Regions from separate parts of the Homo sapiens genome. Here region 1 is linked to region 2. Evidence: chromatin contacts called from ENCODE Hi-C or POLR2A ChIA-PET data. All regions are on one chromosome and are shown on one strand. The core of a region is the stretch at or near the end of the contact, and the rest is flanking DNA. Distances in the headings are between cores, read along the strand shown.

Region 1 (5,750 bases), core at 104-2,603, 140 kb before region 2:
TGGGTTGCAGCCATTCACCTGTCAATGTCGGCTGGTATGTACGTTGAATCTCTGAGTATTTCCATAAATAGATGTCTGCAAAATCAACTAATGTCAAGAGGAAGAGGAACTCACGAGACCCACAGACAAAGCTTACACTTCAATTACAAGGGCACAGCCCCCAAAGCTCAGCGTTAGTAAATTCTCTTTGTTAAAGAGAGATCAGTGAGTGCTAGAGAGGTGGTAATGACTTTTTAGCACCAAATGGAAACTTTCTTCTTGAGCCAACTGAAGAGTTACGGAACTAAGAGACGATTAACTTTTTTCCGTTGTGATTCAATACGATAACTGTTTATTTCCTAAAATCAGCACACGCTCAGAAATGCTGAGCTTAGCTTAAATTAAAGACTCTGGGTCTTAATGAAGTAAGGGCTGTGAAAGCTCTTCCTCAGGCCTGGGTCCCATTTTCAAATATTTGCCTATAAGGAAGTTAGAACACAGCACTTAAAGTAAACTAGAAGCTGTAATGGAAACGTATAAATAAGGCCATCAACTTGTTAACTGTTCTTTTACCCAGTGGGTGTTAGCCTACTTTAACACTTCAAAAGCATTTTGTCAGTCACTGGAGGCTCACACCTGTAATCTCAGCACTTTGGGAAGAGTGAAGCAGGGGCATCCCTTACGGCCAGGAGTTCTAGACCAGCCTGGGCAACGTAGCGAGACCCCGCCTTTATAAAAATTAAAATTAGCTGTGCATGGTGGCGTGCACCTGCAGTCCTAGCTACTCAGGAGCCTGGGGTGAGAGGATGGCTTAAGCCGAGAAGTATCAGGCTGCAGTAGCTATGACTGCACCAGTGCACCCAGCTTGGGCAACAGAGCAAGACCATGCCTCAAACAAAACAGTACAAAACAAAAAAGTCATTTCCCTTCACCATCTTAACTAAGGAGAATTTTAAGCATAATTTAAACAGCCCTAAACTCACATTTGTCTGAGAAATCCACATTAAACCTTATAAGACAAGAAAGGGACCAATAGTTTATTTATTTATACCCCCTCTCAACAAAGACTTGAGGTGCCTTACAAACAGATAAACAAATAGCCAGGGAAATAGGGGTAAAAATGTAAATAAAATTAGAGAAATAAGATGAAATTAGTGTACAAGCTGGCCTGCTGTTAGATGTTAGAGTATGAGAGACAGGCTACCAGTTGGCTTTGAGCTTCCCTGCAGCCCAAGCAAAATGGAAATACAAGCAATCATGTAGTTCACTGTGTCCATCAGACAGGAACAAATCAGATGACCAGGAATTGAGAGACTGAACATTTCCTCAGGTGGCTGGAGTTTCCACATCTGCAGAAGCCCCATATCCCCAAGAGTACACTTCCACAAGTACAGGTGCACACTCACCCGCTGTGTGTTGTTGATGACGAAGGGGTCAGGGTTGCCATAGTTGGGGGGGTTTGCATAAGGGTCATAGCCGAGCTGAGCCAGCATGGGGGCGATCTGGGCCATGTCCCGCACCACATCCCCAGGGATGTGGCCAGTCCACTTGGAGAGCGCTTCCAGGTTAACAGGCTTGATGACCTGGTCCGTGGACCGCTCGATCCTGGGGAGAGAGGAGACGCTGGAGAGGGTAGGGCAGACCCAGATGGCGCCTGAGCGGATTCCCTGCTCAGCCACTCTGGGGCAGCAGGAAAGACTGGAGAAACCTGGCCTCCACCCAGCTCTGCCCCATCAACTGTGAGATGGCAGGTGAGTCATTTTTGCCTCCTCATACCTCCTTTGTACAATGGGAACACAGCATGCAGTGAGAAGTCAGAAGAAAGTACTAGCAGTATACACCATTGGTACATACATTCTGCTTTCTTCTCCAGCTTAAAAAATAACAACAGTTTAGGTCAGGCACAGTGGCTCACACCTGTAATCCCAGCACTTCAGAAAGCCAAGGCAGAAGGATCACTTGAGCTCAGGAGTTTGACACCAACTTGGGCAACATGGTGAAACCCCATTACAAAAATAAGCTGGGCATGGTAACAAGCGCCTGTAGTCCCAGCAGCTGCGCAGGAGGCTGAGATGGGAGAATTGCTTGAGCCCGGGAGGTTGAAGAAGCAGTGAGCCTGAGCTGTGATTGCACCACTGCACTCCAGACTGGGCAACAGAGCAAGACCCTGTCTCAAAAAAAAAAGAAACACTTTTTAATGTGTATGACTAACATGAATATTTTGTCCCTAAAAAAAGTTATAAAACACTAATGATAAAGCTGAAAGCCACTGTGTTCATCACTGCCAGCCCATCGGCTTCCTACAGGCACTCAGTCTTTGCACTGTGGAGCACACCACCTTCTCTAACCTTTTCTTGTAGAGTAGTTAAGAGCAAACCAGGGAGCCAGATTGCCTGGGTTCAGACGCCAGCTGTTCCCCAGCTGTGTGGCCTTGGGAAAGTTACTTCACCTCTCTGGGCCTCAGTTTCCTCTTCTGTAATTGGCAATGATAGTAGTACCTACCTCACTGGGGTTGTCTGAAGAGTAAATGAGTTAATACAAAGAAAGTGCTTAGAAGAGCGTAGGCACATTGTAAGTTTTTTCTTTTTGGAGATGGAGTCTCACTCTGTTGCCCAGGCTGGAGTGCAGTGGCACAATCTTGGCTCACTGCAACCTCCACCTCCTGGGTTCAAACGATTCTCATGCCTCAGCCTCCCAAGTAGCTGGAACTACAGGCATGTACCACCACGCCCAGCTAATTTTTGTATTTTTAGAAGAGACGGGGTTTCACCATGTTGGCCAGGCTGGTCTCGAACTCCTGACCTCAAGTGATCTGCCCGCCTCGGCCTCCCAAAGTGCTGGGATTCCAGACATAAGCCACTGTGCCTGGCCAACACATTGTAAATTTTTAATAAGGGTTAGCATGCTCTCTCTCCTGTGCACACGCTCTCTCTCTCACACACACACACAAACGCGCGTCTGCAGCTGTAAAACAAATACGCTAGTTTTTTTTCCCCACTCAATACCTCACTCTTTTTGCCAGCTATGTAGCCTTCCTCCATCACTTATTTTTCCATTCCCCTGAAGACAGACATTTAGGTTGTTTCCAACTTTTCACAGCTACCATGGAATAACCATCATCTTCAACCTGCTTCCTAACTCTCCCTGTAACAGGCTTCCCAAGCCACCTGAATGATGCAGATCTTACCAATTATAACTCAGGGGCCTGACAGGATGAATGGTGGGGAACCCCCAGGATCAAGGGCCTAGTTCTAAATGTTTTCATCCCAACTAAGAGGTGACTTGGGAAAGAACAGAAAGAGGCAGCAAAAGGAAGACAAGACCGGGCGTGAGGTGAGGAGAACAGGGGAAGGTGAAAGGGTGTGGACTGGTGGGTAGAACACAGATTCAGAGGCTGCAAACCTGGATTTAAATCTTAACTCTACCCAATATGTCAAAAATCTTGAGTATGTGCATGGCTTTTGCCAAAATCCTTGTGTCTCTAGGACTTTATGGTGCAGAAATGAGGTGGACACATCCCAGAACATGAATGAGGGCAATGCTTGATACATATCAGTAAAACTGGAAATAACCGAAGTGTCCAACAATAGGGAATGTGAAGTCGAATATGGCAATCCGTGTAGCAGCCTGTCGCACAGCTATTCAAAATGATGCTGCAGGTCAGGCGCGGTGGCTCATGCCTGTAATCCCAGCACTTGGGGAGGCTGAGGCGGGCAGATCACCTGAGGTCACGAGTTCGAGACCAGCCTGGCCAACATGGCAAAACCCCATCTCTACTAAAAATATAAAAATTAGCAGAGCGTGGTGGCGGGTGCCTGTAATCCCAGCTATTTGGGAGGCTGAGGCAGGGAGAACTGCTTGAACCCGGGAGGCGGAGGTTGCAGTGAGCCGAGATCACACCACTACACTCCAGCCTGGGTGACAGAGCGAGACTCCGTCTCAACAACAAAACAACAACAAAAATGCTGCTACCAAAGAGTGCTGGCTGCCACTGGCAAGGGCTCCCACACCACCGTGGAAAAAGGCTACAGAGGAGTATGTTTCGTTGGACTCCAGTTTCATCAACAGGCCCTGAAAATGGTGCAGTAGGCCACACATCAAGATCTGGGTGGTGAGATCATGGGTTGTTTCTCCGTTCTTCTTTGGTGTATCTTTTCTAATTTTCTATAGTCAAGATGTATTACTTTGGTAATCTAATATTTTTGTCATAATAATTTATAAAATCCTAGCTCCAGCACCAACTGGCTGGGGTACCCGGCATGTAGGAACTTTGTTGCTAGCGGAGAGCAGCTGCGAGCCTCTAGCTCTGCTCTGGGCCTGGGAAGGGGCCCAGCAGGGACCAGCCATGGGAAGGACCAGCCATGGGAAGGACCACCCTTTCACTGAGCTCTCAGGCTATCCAGAGCCTGATCAGGATGGGAAAGCGTGGAAACTGCATATTCTGCTCCAGCATTGTTCAAAGTGCTCTGGGTCTCAGGATAGGGACAGCAGCTTTTCCAATGGAAGAAGGCAGGGAGCAAGGGACAGAGGGAGGAAGGAAAGGAAAGGATGAGGGGGAGTGAAGGGGAGGATGGGAGGAGTTCTGGACATGGGGAGTTTAAGAACACAATAGGCCAGGGGCCTGTAATCCCAGCACTTTGGGAGGCCAAGGCAGGAGGAAGGCTTGAGCTCAGGGGTTGGAGACCAGCCTGGAAGACATACTGAGATCTCATCTCTACTAGGAAAAAAAAAAAAAAAATGAGCTGGGTGTGGAGATGCTCGCCTGTAGTCCCAACTACTCGGGAGACTGAGGTGGGAGAATTGCTTGAGCCCAAGAGGTCGAGGCTGCAGTTAGCTGGGATCGTGCCACTGCACTCCAGCCTGGGCAACAGAGTGAAACCCTGTCTCAAAAAAACAAAAACAAAAACAAGAAAAACCCCAAAAAACAGACCTGGGTTCCAATCCCAGCACCATGCTTTGTTAGCTGTGTAGCCTGAGGCCAGTAACTTCTCCTCTGTGAGATTCAGTTTTTTGGTCTATAAAATGTGGATAAGAGGTGTTCCTATGTCCTCAGGTTGCTGTGAGGATTAAAGGAGATAAACTTGTTGGGGGCTTAACCCAATACTTGCCATACAGTAGGCACTCATTAAATGACAATGGTGAGGATGGGTACTCCATCAATAAAAGCAGTATCAACACTAAAATAGTAATAATAGCACCTAACATTTATTAACCTATTTGATGCCCACAGGTATCTATAAGGTAGGCAAATTATATTTCCATGTTACAGATGAAGCAATGGAAGCACAGGGGTTGAGTCGCTTTGCCCAGGGTCACACAGCTAAGAAGTGGCAGAGCTGAGGTTTGAACCCAGACATCCTTGTTCTGGAATCTGTGCTCTTAACCTTTACCCACTATTGCCTTACTACAAAGCATATTCAAAGTTTGCAGATTCTAGGCTGGGTGTGGTGGCTCATGCCTGTAATCCCAGGACTCTGGGAGGCTGAGGTGGAAGAACTGCTTGAGGCCAGGAGTTTGAGACCAGCCTGGGCAACAGGGCAAACCCCATCTCTACCAAAAATACAAAAATTAGCCCAGCTTGGTGGCGCATGCCTATAGTCCCAGCTACTCAGGAAGATGAGGTGGGAGGATCACTTGAACAGGGAGGTGGCGGCTGTTACTCCAGCCGGGCAACAGACCGAGACACTGCCTCAAAAAACAAACAAACAGCCCACGAAGTTTGCAGATTCTCTCAGAAAGGAGAGGAGTAATTGTTGTCATTTTTTGGGATA
Region 2 (3,469 bases), core at 970-3,469:
AAAGCAGGTTCTAATTCAAATTCCGCTGCACTACTGAAGTAGTGCAGGACTTATCAGAACCTTTAAAATGCTAATGGCAATTTCAAATACTCAGGGACAGGGCATAGGATGAAGTGTTCCTTGACTTTTATGGCCGTAGAATCTTTTTCTCATGGAACATCGTTTAGAACTGTGGGAGATGCTAGGCTGGGGTTTCTATGGGAAAAGTACAGCAGTGATAGAAGATGGCATAATTAGGGTACACTTAGGTGCTTTGTAGCATTGGCTGAAAAGGAAGCAGACCGGGTGGGCGTGGGGGAGTCTCAACTTGGTTCCAGGAGCCAGGCCAGCTTGATGCGTTTTTTTTTTTTCTAATGGTGGGAGGGCAGGCCAATAGTTGGAGAAACTAGAGGCCTGACAGTCGGTGATGGAAGAGATGTCTACTAAGCACGGTTGTCAGATCTTTTGCGGAGAGATGCGGGTGTGCGTGTGTCTGTCAGAGTGTAACAGGATCCAGCCCTCTGGGAAGGGGCTGACCAGAACCAGGCAGGGGGTTTCTGTCTAGGACAAGTAGGGTCCATTTTCAGGGGAGCTGAAATATTTGCAGGGGGTGCTCTGAGACCCACAGCCAATAAATAGGGAAGCAACATGCTTTTGGGCAGGGTCCATGTGGTTAGGGTTGATTTTGATGGGGCTGGGGGGCTTAGAGTTAGACCCCCTGCCCTGGTCAGGCCCCACTCCCTGGCTGGTGGGGGCGGGAGGCCTCTGAAGCTGCAGCTGGAGGGGCCGGGGCAGTGTTGCATGGTGTGATTAACCTACTAACCCAGGGCTCAGCCGGGACGCTGTGGCGTGTGACGAGGTGCCTGGCCTTCTGCCAACCAACTAACCCACTAACCAGGCCCGAGCATGCCCTACTAACCACCCCCCCGCAGCCAGATCCTACTAACTGTGCAGCTCATGGGCCTTTCAAGGGGCTGGGATATGGGGGCAGCCAAGGCTCCAGAAGGCTCTGCCTATGGGCTGGGATCTTTGTGCAGACCCACGTTCCAGGACAGAGAATGCAAATAAGACTCACCAACTCTGCCACTTCCTGTTGAGTGAGTTTGAGTAAGTCACCTCACTTCTCTCAACCTCAGTTTCCTCAGTGGTAGAATGCGAGTTCTGATACCTTACAGGTTGCAGTGAGGATTCCCGTCAATATAAGGGTCTCAGCACATGGCAGACACCTAAAAAAAAAAAAAGTATGAGGATGGAGGAAGGCCCCTCAAACCTGGTTGAACACGTCTGCTGCCTAGGCCCTGGCCTCTCTGGGTGTTCTGCACACAGATCCTTCTGCCTGGGGCAAGACACTTGGCTTTGAATCCATGTCACTTCCCCACATTCTTCCTCCGTCTCAGCTTTCTTTTCTGTAGGCAGCTCTTTTGTTCGATTACTAACCCGTCTAACCCCTGGGGTGCCTCAACTGCACCCCGATCATCCCTTAACAAACTAACGGACCTGCGTGCGTTCTTCCTTTTCTCTTAGCGACTCCTGTGTGTGTCTGCTGAGGTGCCCTGTCCGCTGGTGCTGTGCTCTGACTTACTAACCCAGCCCCTACTAACCCTGTTTTCTCTTCTTACTAACCCCAGCCCTGCCGAGCTCTGGGCTCCCCCCGGGGGCTGGTCCCCCTCCTTTTGGCAAGCAGATGACCTGGGGCTACTGGCCCTGTAGACAGATGTCCCACTTTGCTGCCCCATATTGGCTGTAAGATCAGAGTCCACTGGGCCAGGTCTAAGGCAGGGGATGGCCCTATTAACAAGACTCAGAGGAGGAAGAGGTGGTCCTGTGGATGTGGGAGGCTGGACTCTGAGTATGACATCTCTCCTATGTGCAGAAGTCTGGTTGCCACTGGGAGTAGGTGGGACCAGGGAAATCTCTGGGACGTGAGTGTGGAGGCCTGTTGGTCTAGACTCTAGACTGTGGAGCTCTGAGCTTTTGTGTCCTCTGGAAGGAAGCTGGGGAAGAATCCTCTCCATTGTTAAGTGACGGGGATAGAAGCTGTCCTGCACAGGAAGTCACGAGGGGGGCGTATCCCACGAGGAAGGCAGGAGGGGGCGTGCCCCTCACCGGAAATTAGCAGAGGGGCGTGTCCCACACCGGAAGTCAGAAAGCGGAGCCTTTCTTACACCGGAAGTCAATGAAGCGGGTCTTTCCTACGCTAAAAACCACTGAGTGGAGTATTTAGTACACAGGAAGTCGGCCAGAGAAACATTTCTCATATTTGAAGGCCGGAAAGAGGGACATTTCTGACACCGGAAGTCAGTGAGAGGACTCTTTCCCACACAGGAAGTCAGCTAGAGAGCCGTCTCCCCTCTCTGGAGCCGAGAGAGGCCGGTTTCCCCCACCGTAAGTAGACGTGGGGCCGTGACCGGAAGTCCTTGGGAAAGATCCGTCCCATTCCCGGAAGCTAGAGGGCGTTAGTTGTCGGGTTGAAAAGGGGTGTGGGGAGGGGAAGCAGCTTTACCCCGGGCTCGGAGTTTGCAGGAGAGAGAAGTGGGGAGCAAGAAGTGAACCTCAGGGGCTCACAGGGTTCCCGCAGATGCTCAGGCCGGCCAGGAATGCATCTCTGGCTCTCTGTTCCCACGGACGTCACTGCCTCAGCCAGCCTCCCCCAGAGCCCGCCAGCCGCTAAGCCGGGGCCACACCTGGGGGTGATTTCATGCCTCACCTCCAGTAGGCACCTTGGTTTCTTTGGGCTAATCTCTGGCTCCCTTGCGCTAACTCTTGCTCTCACCCAGCTAATCCCTGCCTCACCCTGACTGCCCCAGGGGCTGACCACTAACAACCAACCTGGCCCTGTCTGGGGGTTCCAGGCTCCTGGCCTGGCCCTGACCGGTTCTTAATTAACCTTTCCTTCACCTTGACTAACTCCTGCCTTCCTGGTCTGTTCCTTTCAGCAGAAACTAATGGTTTGTGGATTTTTTTCTGACTAACAACAGGTCTAACATTCCTCGTTACTGTTAACAGCTTGGATGTCGGCATGGCTGGGAAGGGGCTAACACAGCTTTGAACTTGGCTAACACAGGTTTGAACTTGGCTAACACAGGTTTGAACTTGACTAACACAGGGAAAAGCATAGCTAACAATTTTGGGCGTGGTGGCTGCTCTGAGTCAGAACAATCAGAAGTCGGTAAAGATGGTAGTTTTCTAAAGGAGGTGCCAGGGCTCTGGTGTGGACCAGGCCTGATGGAGCAGTGGTACCCACCAAGGTGGGGTCAGAAGTATAGCCAGTCTTGCAAGGTTTTGGCCATTGGGCATATCTTCACTCCTCATAGTCTGCATTTGGTTTCAGTTCTTAAAAAAATATAGCCTTATAGCTACAGTAGTTTGCACAAGTAGATGCAGCTCTTATAAACCTTAAAATACCTGTCTGGTGTCTACAGAGCATATGCCATTTTGTATAGAGTCACCCTTCCCCAGGCCAGGGCCTAGAGTCTTCATTTTGGGGACT

The links. A loop is a pair of places that touch in the nucleus more often than their neighbours do. ChIA-PET counts read pairs that join two places held with the same protein, here RNA polymerase II (POLR2A). Pooled maps may share reads with other maps.
Region 1: a pooled map shows a loop between it and region 2 (4-fold over the local background). The contact joins the enhancer-like site here to the promoter of MIATNB in region 2. A Hi-C loop is called at or near these places in 1 of 37 single-sample maps with no recorded cell type and 6 of 50 pooled maps. POLR2A ChIA-PET finds 5 or more read pairs at or near these places in 2 of 52 experiments (activated CD4-positive, alpha-beta T cell and activated T-cell).

What each region holds. Positions count from the first base shown.
Region 1 is chr22:26,534,903-26,540,652 of GRCh38, forward strand. TPST2 (tyrosylprotein sulfotransferase 2) reads right to left here. Exons shown (of 7, transcript NM_003595.5): 4 at 1,386-1,584. Among named protein-coding and RNA genes, the nearest start is that of MIR548J, 18 kb to the right of the region's middle. Within about 2 kb of position 1,354, at least 6 of the 41 ENCODE cell types and tissues checked have a DNase peak (open chromatin) inside an H3K27ac peak, as active enhancers do.
Region 2 is chr22:26,670,624-26,674,092 of GRCh38, forward strand. MIATNB (MIAT neighbor) reads left to right here and starts at 2,220. Exons shown (of 6, transcript NR_110543.1): 1 at 2,220-2,364. MIAT (myocardial infarction associated transcript) reads left to right here. Exons shown (of 5, transcript NR_033320.3): 5 at 1-3,469.